2 separate regions of the Homo sapiens genome follow, and region 2 is linked to region 1. A link is an interaction called in ENCODE POLR2A ChIA-PET data of the cell type or tissue named here. Cell type or tissue: PC-9. All regions are shown on one strand. Region 1 has its middle 360 kb from the start of IGFBP3. Region 2 has its middle 150 kb from the start of IGFBP3.

Region 1 (5,000 bases):
GTGCATCCATTCGTTCTATTTGCCTTGTGCCAGTGAAGGTGAAATTCATCTGGATCCCACAGTTACTATTCCTCACATGCCTCGGTGACGTCACCTCTCTAAAGTCAAGATATTTTATTCCCAGAACTCTAAAACTTCCACTCCCGCCAGGATAGACTTACTCCTAATGAACCCTTCCCAGGGCCTGGCACCCGTCTCGCTGTTCTTTACTCTCCAGTTTTCCTTTTCCTGAGGGTTCTCCCTTTGCTGAGGTCACCTCCGTTTCTTTCCCATGGGGGCTTTACAGAGCTCTCTGTCAAAGAGGCAGATTTGGTATATTTTGTTGTATTCAATTTCTTCATGTGTATACAGACACAGTAGTTTGCATAATTGCAAAAGTAAAACCAAGATATTTATCGTGCTGTTCCTTTTTAGTCTAAGGTTTCTATTTTCTATTTTCTTTTTGTTTGCTTCTACTCTTTCTCTATCCTTCCGCATCTCTTTGTCTCAACTCTCTCCTAGACTAACTTCAGTTAATTCATGTGAAACACTTAGTGTGCTACCTTCTGTGTTTTCTCCCATATTTTCATAATAAAAGAACACAAACACACACACACTGAGGAGGTAGCATTGTTTTAAACATTTTCTGCATCTTGCTTTTTATACGTAACAATATCATGCAGAACGCTAAAAAAACTTTGAGGCTTTCTTCAAAGCTTTTTGATAGGAAAAGAAGACTTTTAATATTGGTTCCGGCTTATTGAATAAAATGTGCATCCACACACACACATACACACACACACACACACCTGCATATACACACACACATCCTTGGCTTTGGTTCACAATATGGATCCCCTGTGGAATCTCATTTACAGCCCTTCTCCCACTTCTTCAAGTCTGGCTCAGGGGCAGGCATTATTTGTTAATATTTCACATGAAAGAATATAAAGGCTTTACAGGAATGGAAATCCATAGACTAACAACTTAATGTTCCATTAAGAATTAAATCGTCTGATGCATTAATAATAACTTCTTAAGTGTTCATAGATATTTATAGCTAAGAAAACCCTCATGATAAACATGGTAGACACCACACTCCTGGCTTTAGGGATAAGGAATGTGAAGCTCAGCACATATGAAGCAGCTCACCTGAAATCATGCTGCTAGATACTGCAGAGCTGGGAACTCAACTCAGAAATGTCCTACCATGAACTTGAAGCATTTCAAGTTAATATTTATAAAGCTTCTTATGAACTGGACTAACAAAAGATACAACTGCTCTAGGTGTCTTAGTTACTCAACTTCACCCGGCCCAACTCCCAACCTCAAGCTCCAAAAGTTTGCTTGAGTTCTCAAGAGCATAAATTGACTAGACTTTTGTATGCATAGATTATTACATATATGTTTATATATCCACATATATGAAATAATTCTGATCGTGAGAGGGAATATTTATTTTTAAATTTAATGAATCTGTAAAAAAAATCTAGTCACTAAAAGTCCAGTGTTCATTGCAAAATTTTGTTCAACTTGTTAAAAGATTCATTTGGTCCTTTACTCTAATGTAAACAATAAAATTCAACCTCATATTCTGTCCTCTGGCTATTAAATCGACAGCAAAGACAACTGAACTGTCCCAGTCCACTATAAATGATATATTTTAAAAGGTTAGACTCACTTTTAATGAAAAAATAAAGTGGTAATTGCAATGCATATAAAAACCACCCATTTGCCTCTCCACTTTAGGCAGATAAAGGCTTTGTTTCCATGTATGGGCAAATGCCCTCAACATCTCACCCCATTCCCTCATTCAGGAAAACCCCAGCCAGGCTGAGAGCAAAGAATTTCCCCTCTGCACTGCAGACAAGTGATCTTTTGCACTAAGCCACAGGTGCAGACAGAAAAGAGAATGGGACAAAGACAAGTCATGAAAGAAGTAAATGGAAGTTAGAAACTTCCTTGCTTTTGTGTTCCTAAAAAAAAAACCAACAAAAAATACGCTAAGGCAAATGAAGCCAGATTTCCTTTGTGGAATATAATTACCTAAAGAGGACAGCTTTGCTTCATTCAAAAGAGCTGTTCAAAGCTTCATATCCAAGCACCTCCCCTCTCTCTCTTCCCAAGTTCTTTAAAAGGAATGACTTTCATTAAGGCCTTTTCTGAGATTCTTTCTGGATATACGCAACTTATTGCAATGAACCTCAAGCCTTTTCTAAATCTTGAAAGACTGGGTACTGCAACACTACAAGGCACCCAGCTCTATCTTTTTTTTTTTTTTTTTTTTTTACTTAAAATATATAGGTTTGATTGGTTTTGTTTTTTGAGCTGTGGCTGACATGAAATTCTCACATGCACACCAAGAACTTGGCAAATAATAAGCCTTCAGTATATCCTAGTATTATTTTTAATGAAATAGACAAGACTGATTATTGCTTTGTCTCACTATGTTTGTGGTCAGCACCTACAGAACCATGTCCTAAGGAGAAGACAATGATACATTTATTCCATAAAGCTAATTGAGTAGCCAAACTAATTTATGCCTTTCTCCGCACCTGATCCCCTTATCAACCCTGTTAATGGGTAGCTTATTTCCACTTAGACCAAATAACGAACTCACAGAAAGGTTCAAAAACCTGAACAAGTTTGTATAACTAATAAGTGGTAGAGCTTAGTTTCAAACCAAGGACTTGTCAGCATTTTTTTTCAGTCCATAATGCATCTCACACAGAAAGAAACCTAATATGCGCTCTCTTCCTTCCCTGACCTAGCCAGAATGTTCAAGCATTTTCATTAGTAATTTACTTAGTCTTACAGACAGCAAACCTGGTGAGAAACTATGTCACTACTGGTATTCTATAGGTAAGGAAAGCAAGAGGTCACAGCCAGTACTCAGTACAGGTTAAACCTGTTTTTCTTTGTTTATATCTGAAGCTTCAAACACTTTTGTTTAAAACCATCTTTATATCTGCCTTGTAATGATTTTTGTAATATTGGGTAATCATCTCACCAAAGGGTGTGTGTGCCACAGTTGATTTAACCTTTGATATGTGGTTGGGCATTTAGAGAAACTAAAAATGTCTCCTGTGAAGAATGCAATGTAATTATTAACATATTTGTACATGGTGCTTATTCTGAGATCGCTACCTAAGGCAAATGTTTTAGGATCAAATATATCAAATAGCATATATTTTTAACTCTAGGGTAACCACTAAAAAGGTTAAAATAAAAAACTAAATAAGTCAGTAGAGAAGACCAAAGGAAAATACATAAAATGCTTGAGTAAACCTAGAGAAGATAAAAAAGACACAAGAAACAAAGAACTATTGGAACCAGTATAAAATAGCTAGTAAAATAGGGTTAACCCAATCAAATCAATAAACAGTTTAAATGTAAATAGTGTGAATAAACACATTAATTGGAAGACAGAGTTGTCAGATTAGATTCTAATAAAAGCAAGACCTACATTTATGGCATCTTTGAGAAACTCACTTTTAATATAAAGGCATACATAAGTTAAAAGAATGAAGACTGATATACCATAAAAATACTAATAAAAACAAAATAGGAGCTTTGTTATATATTAATATCCAACAAAGTAGACTTCAGAACAAGCAGGATTTATCAGAGAAGAAGATGTATATTATGTAATAATAAAAAGGTAAATTCTACAGGAAAACAAACTAACCCCAAATATAGTTGTACCAAATAACCTAACTTGAAAACACATGAGGCCAAAACTGGTAGTTTTAAGAGGAGACAGAGAAATCCACAATTATAATTGGAAGATTCAACATTCTTCTCTGAATATTTGATATGACACATAATCAAAAATTATTAAGGGTGTAAATAACCTAAACAACATTATCAGCCAACTTCTCCTAATGGATATTAATAGAATGTTTTACTCAATAAGAGCAGAATACACATTATGTTCAAGTGCACATGGAACATTTACCAAAATAGTATTGGGTTACAAAACAGCCCTCAACAAATTTAAAATAATAGAAATTATATAAATAGAATAAAATTAAACTGAAATCAATAATAACAAAAAATAGCTAGAAATTCTATTAATATTTTGGAATTAAAAAGTACACTGCTGGCCCGGCATGGTGGCTCATGCCTGTAATCCCAGCACTTTGGGAGGCTGAGGCAGGTGGATCACCTGAGGTCAGGAGTTCAAGACCATCCTGGGCAACAAGGTGAAACCCCATCTCTATTGAAAATACAGAAATTAGCTAAGTGCAGTGGCACGTGGCTGTAATCCCAGCTACTCAGGAGGTTGAGGCAGGAGAATCGCTTGAGCCTGAGGGGCGGAGGCTGCAGTGAGCCAAGATTGCACCATTGCCCTCTAGCCTGGGTGACAGAGCAAGACTCCATTTAAAAAAAAAAAAAAAAAAAAGTACACTGCTAAATAATCCATGGGTCAAAAAAAAGACTCAAGGGAAATTAAAAAAAAATACTTTGAACTTAATGAAAATGAAGCACCACATGTTGAATTATGCAGAATGCAATTTAAAAAGTGGTTAGCAAGAAGCGTACAGTTTTAAGTGCTTTTATTAGAAAAGAAAAAAGTCAGGGCCAGACACAATGGCTCATGCCTATAATTCCAACTCTTTGGGAGGCTGAAGTGAGCAGATGGCTTGAGCCCAGGAATTCGAGACCAGCCTCAGAAACATAGTGAGACACCATCTCTATAAAAAATCCAAAAAAAAAAAAAAAAAGCCAGACATGGTGAGCCCTCATCTGCAGTCCCAGTTACTCAGGTGGCTGAGGTGGGAGGATTACATGAGCTTGGAAGTCAAGACTGCAGTGAGCCATGATCTCACCACTTCACTCCAGCCTGGGCAATGAAGTGAGACCTTGTCTTAAAAAAAAAAAAAAAAAAAGAAAAGAAAGAAAAGAAAAAAGTCAAGCTGAGTGCAGTGGCTTATGTCTGTAATCCTAATACTTTGGAAGGCTGAAGCAGAGGATCACTTGAGCCCAGGAATTTGAGGCCAGCCTGGGCAACATAATGA
Region 2 (5,000 bases), 210 kb after region 1:
ATGTCTTTTCATTTCTTTGTTCTAGTAATTTATTTCTATTATGTCTTATAAAAGTTTTGGGCTACAACAGATTAAAGGGAAAACAATATACTGACTTGTTCCCATAGAAATCTGAGAAATTCTCTAAATGTGGGCCTGAGTCTACAGCAGAACTCACACTGAGCTGGGGAAAAGAACACTTCTATAGAGTATCAGAAATTGTCTTCCCATTGACTCATTACATTCTCAAGTTCTCAATCAGAATCACTGGATAGCAGATTAATTTTACTTGGACTAAAGTGTGTCTTTTTCCCTCCAGGTTTATTGAGATACAATTGACAAATGTACATGATATATACTTAAGGTGTACCACTTGATGTTTTGATATAGGTATACATTGTGAATTAATCACCACAATCAAGCTAATTAGCGTATCTATCACCTCACATAGTTATCAACTTTATTTTGGTTGGGGGGAACACTTAAGATCTACCCTCTTAGCACATTTCAAGTATATAATAGAGTATTGTTCAATATATTCACATTGCTCTACATTAGCTTTCCAGAACCGATTCATCCTGTCTAACTGAAACTGTAAGACCTTTGGCCAACAACTCCCCATTCCTCCCAGCACACCTATAGTCCCTGGCAGCCATAATTCTATACTCTACTTCCATAATTTCAACTATTTCAGATGCTCTATAGAAGTGAGATCATGCAGTTTTGGTCCTCCCTTGCTTGGCTTATTTCACTCAGCATCACATCCTCCAGGTTCAGCTGTGTTGTCACAAATGGCAAATTCACTTTGTTTTTAAGGGCAAATAATATTTCATTGTACGTATATGCTACAATTTCTTTATCCATTCATCCAGTGACGGACATTTAGGACATTTCTACATCTAGGCTATTGTGAATTATAAAGTATGTCTTTTCTGTTTATAGATTTACTAGTTATCCTTTTACACAAGTCTGGATCACCACAGAAAATGGACAAGAAAATTTGGACGTGAAGATCAGATCCTTGCCGTGCCCTGATGGTAAGATCAGAATGGGAAGCTCACCTGTAATCAAACTGCCACTTCTTTACCCATCTGAAAAAACAACGATCCATGTTACTGAAACGGCCAAAGATCCCTCACCATATCCCCATTTGCCTACTGCTGTGAGTCATGAAAATAACCACCTAAGCGATTTTTCTCAAAGGTAAAGGACAATATCTCTGCCATTAAATGTGAAGTGTGGTGAGTTATGGAACATGCAGCTATACAGGCAAAGTCACCCCAGTGCTGTCTCAGCCACACACATAGCCCAGCAGCCTGACAGGTTGGAGTCAGGTGGCATTCTCCCTCTTGAAGGGGTTTAAAAGTGAAATGTGGGAAGTAGAGTCAATAATTCTTATCATCAATAACAGCCACAGTGGTCAAATATCTCCTTTGAGGTAGCCTGACAATGGAGAGTTCACTTATATTAATTCATTTAATAGCGACAGAAATTACAAAATCTGTTCTATTATCATTTTACAGACAAGGAAATGAAAACACAGGAAGTTTGTGTAGCTTATGTGAGGTTTCATGGTTATACCAGTGCCTGTTCTCTCTGGGCTACTTACTAGACAAAACTGCTTCAACCTCATTTTGTTTGTCCATTTTTAAATCTCAATAAAGACAAAACGTTTTTCTTTGGCCTTTAAACAACATCAGCTGAAATAAGTTTTCTAAAATTAATTTGTTGTTGTTTTATACTGCTTCATGTTCAAGGACTCAAAATTTGAAATAGCTGGTGGAGTGAAATTCAGCTAGATTCAATGTTTCTATCCCACAGAAATTTTTTAAAACTTGGAGTTTAGAATGTTGACCTTATAAGATGGGTGGCACACATTGATGTGCCCAATGTCATACCACAAGTTGGTGGCAGGGAGACTCAGTGATGTGCTAGAGCTGGTTTGTTATAACTCAAGAGAGCCCATTGTTAAATACTTGAGAATTTGGCTAGCCACTTGTGAAACCTTTGGTACCTTGAAATCTTGAAATCAGTCATGATGGAGTACTTATACCAGGCAAATTGCCAAACACAACAGAAACAAAACAAAAGAGAAAACAAAACAAACTTGCTTGCTTGCTTGATTATTTTCCAGAGAACAAGTTTAACATCATACCACTATTTGCTTTCCAGTATCCAGAATGAAATCTTACAGCCTTCTTCTTAGAACTTGGCAAATATTTAATGAGAGAAAATGAGAAAATGTGAAATTGACTAGGTTGCATATTTTTATCTACCTTCTAATAGTATGGCTATAGGCGCAAACCTATGAAAGTTTACAATTACTTCCTGCTTGATTTGGCTTTAATGATCTATACTGAAGAGACTCCCCTAAGTACTAGCTCTATCCAAAATATCTTCAGAACTAAAAAGTTAAAGAAAAAGAACTAACATGGACCTATTAAGGACTTCAATTACCCATTGGAAAGATGAAGGAAGCTGGCCTTGTTGAATATTTCTTTAACCAAATTTACTACAGAATAATCAAAAATATCTGAATTATTCTCCGATACTGAAGTCCCAGGAGTGAAGGAGAAGAGTCCCAGGAGTGAAGGAGAAGAGTGGTTTGAGAGAGAGTTAGATATTAGGAAGAACCCCTCAATTTTCATGGACTTGAGAGCTGGCAACCTGGACAAGCTGGTCTCCCTCTAGTCCAGGCTGAGTATGTCTGGCTGGCTATGTGAGCACTTAGGAATCATGCCAATGAAGATATCTGATAAGAACATTTTAGTTTCTCAGACTTAAATATGATATGGTTTGTACATAAGGTCCATGGAGACATGAACTCAAATTCCCTGCCTTAACTCCAACAACGAGAGATGTGCACCTACCCAGAGTAGTGTAGCACCTACCCAGAGGCCCAAAGGCCTCACCTTCTGATACCATCACATTGAAGGTTAGGATTTCAACATAACAATTTTATGGGAACACAAATGTTCAGTTAATAAAATTTCACCCCAGGTCCCCAAATTCATCTCTTTCTCACATGCAAAATATGTTCATTCCATCTCAACAACCCCAAAAGCCTTAGCTTGTTTCAACATCAACTCTAAATTCTAAAGTCTGAGGTTCATCTATTTAAATCAGATATGGATGAGGCTTGAAGTGTGATTCATCCTGAGGCAAATTCCTCTCCAGCTGTGAACCTGTGAAACCAGACAAGTCGTGTGCTTCCAAAGTATAATGATGGATCAGGCATAAAATAGACCTCCCCATACCAAAAGGAGAAAGAGCAAGGGAAAGAGAGACAGTTGGCCTCAATGAAGCCCAAAACCTAACAAGGCAAACAACATTGAATCTTAAATTTCAAGAATAATTATTTGGGTTGATGCTCTGCCTTCTGGATGCACTGGGGCAGCCGTGTCTCACTCACAGCTTGACAGGGTGCTGCCCACTCTGTGGCTCTCAGCCAGGGACCCTCAGCTCTCCTGGAGTGTGGACTCCAGGTGACTGCATCCTATTTAAACAACAAACATCATGTTGGGGGTTAGGATTTCAACACTTGAATTTGGGGAAATGCTGAAACATTGAGTCCATCATATGCAGCTACTGTGTTTAGCCACACCCCTTGTTGTTGAAAGCCCAGCAGTGACTCAGGGGCTTTGCGCTCATGAGGCTTACATTCAAGCCATATTTATATCTAAATCGCTAAATCTACCAATAGGAAAAAGTGGCTGACCTCCACAACTAGGAAGAAGTCCAACTCACCAGCTTTCCCCAAGGACGGTAGCTTGTAATTTTTAGAAAGAGGCTTGAATAGGAACCACAAAGCCACAATTCTCAACTCCCAGGAATTCTAAAGGCTCAATGCACTTTCATAATGGAAAAGTGATTCTCAGAAAATTGTCTTCTAGGCAATTATATTGGCTTTTATTAACAATTCTGAGAGTAGAGGACCTACCATGTGCAAAATCTCAGATGGATTACACAATACCATTTACAATTGCTCCAAATGTATATATTCAGGTATAATTCTACCAAAACATACAGAATCATGTGGAAAATTTTAAGTACTAATTTTTTTATTAAAAATTACCTACATAAATTGAGAGACATCCATACAATGGATAAGATACCACCCATGGATAAGAGACTCAATATAGAAATATGTCAATTCTTTCAAATTGACCTATGAGTTTAATACAATTCCTGTAAAAATCCCAGCAAATTTTTTTTACAGATATAGACAAGCTCGTTCTTGCATTTATATGGAGAGGACAGAGCCTACAATAGCAAAAACATTTCATAAAACAAGAATAAACTGAGAGGAATCACTCAATCTGCTGTTAAAGCTTACTGTATAGCTACAGTAATCAAGACAGTATAGTACTGCTGGAGGCAGAGACACATAAAATGGAACAGAATTGAAAATCCAGAAATAAATGCACACACATATGTCCAATTGATTTTTAATGGACTTTTTTTAGAGCAGTTCACAGCAAAAACTGAATGAAAGGTACAGAGACTTTCCATATACCCCCTACTGGCACACAGGCACAGTCTCCCTCATTGTCCGTATTCCCCCGCCAGAATGGTACATTAGGTGCAATCAATGAACCTACATTGACACATCGTTATTATTCAGAGCTTACAGTTTCCATTAGTGTTCACTCTTGGTGTTGTAAATTCTATGAGAATAAAATATGTAATAACATGTATCCAACATTAAAGTATCATTCAGTATAGTTTCACTGTCCTATAAAAACCTCTGTGTTCCACCTATTCATCCCTCCCTCCCCATTAACCCTGGGCAACCAATACTCTTTTCACTGTCTTCATACTTTTGCTTTTTCCAAAATATAATTAGTTGGCATCATACAGTATGTAGCCTTTTCAGATTGGCTTCTCTCACTTAGTAACATGAAATTAAGCTCTCTCCAAGTCTTTTCATGGTAAATAGCACTGAATACTATTTTGTTGTCTGATGTAACACAGTTTGTTCATCCATTCACCTACCAAAGGACTTCTTGGTTGCTTCTAAG

Evidence for each region. Peaks named below come from ENCODE experiments on the same cell type or tissue, not always from the same donor. Only the 100,000 strongest peaks of a DNase experiment are listed, where the experiment ranks them.
Region 2: POLR2A ChIA-PET joins it to region 1 with 15 read pairs; 3 of 35 experiments call an interaction of 5 or more read pairs at or near these places.

Annotation. Positions count from the first base shown.
Region 1 is chr7:46,279,194-46,284,193 of GRCh38, reverse strand. No RefSeq gene overlaps it. Among named protein-coding and RNA genes, the nearest start is that of IGFBP3, 360 kb to the right of the region's middle. In PC-9, no CTCF peak of the experiment used is centred here; a DNase peak (open chromatin) is centred at 2,913; H3K4me3 peaks cover 1,037 bases; H3K27ac peaks cover 2,245 bases.
Region 2 is chr7:46,069,928-46,074,927 of GRCh38, reverse strand. No RefSeq gene overlaps it. Among named protein-coding and RNA genes, the nearest start is that of IGFBP3, 150 kb to the right of the region's middle. In PC-9, no CTCF peak of the experiment used is centred here; DNase peaks (open chromatin) are centred at 2,057 and 3,147; H3K27ac peaks cover 799 bases.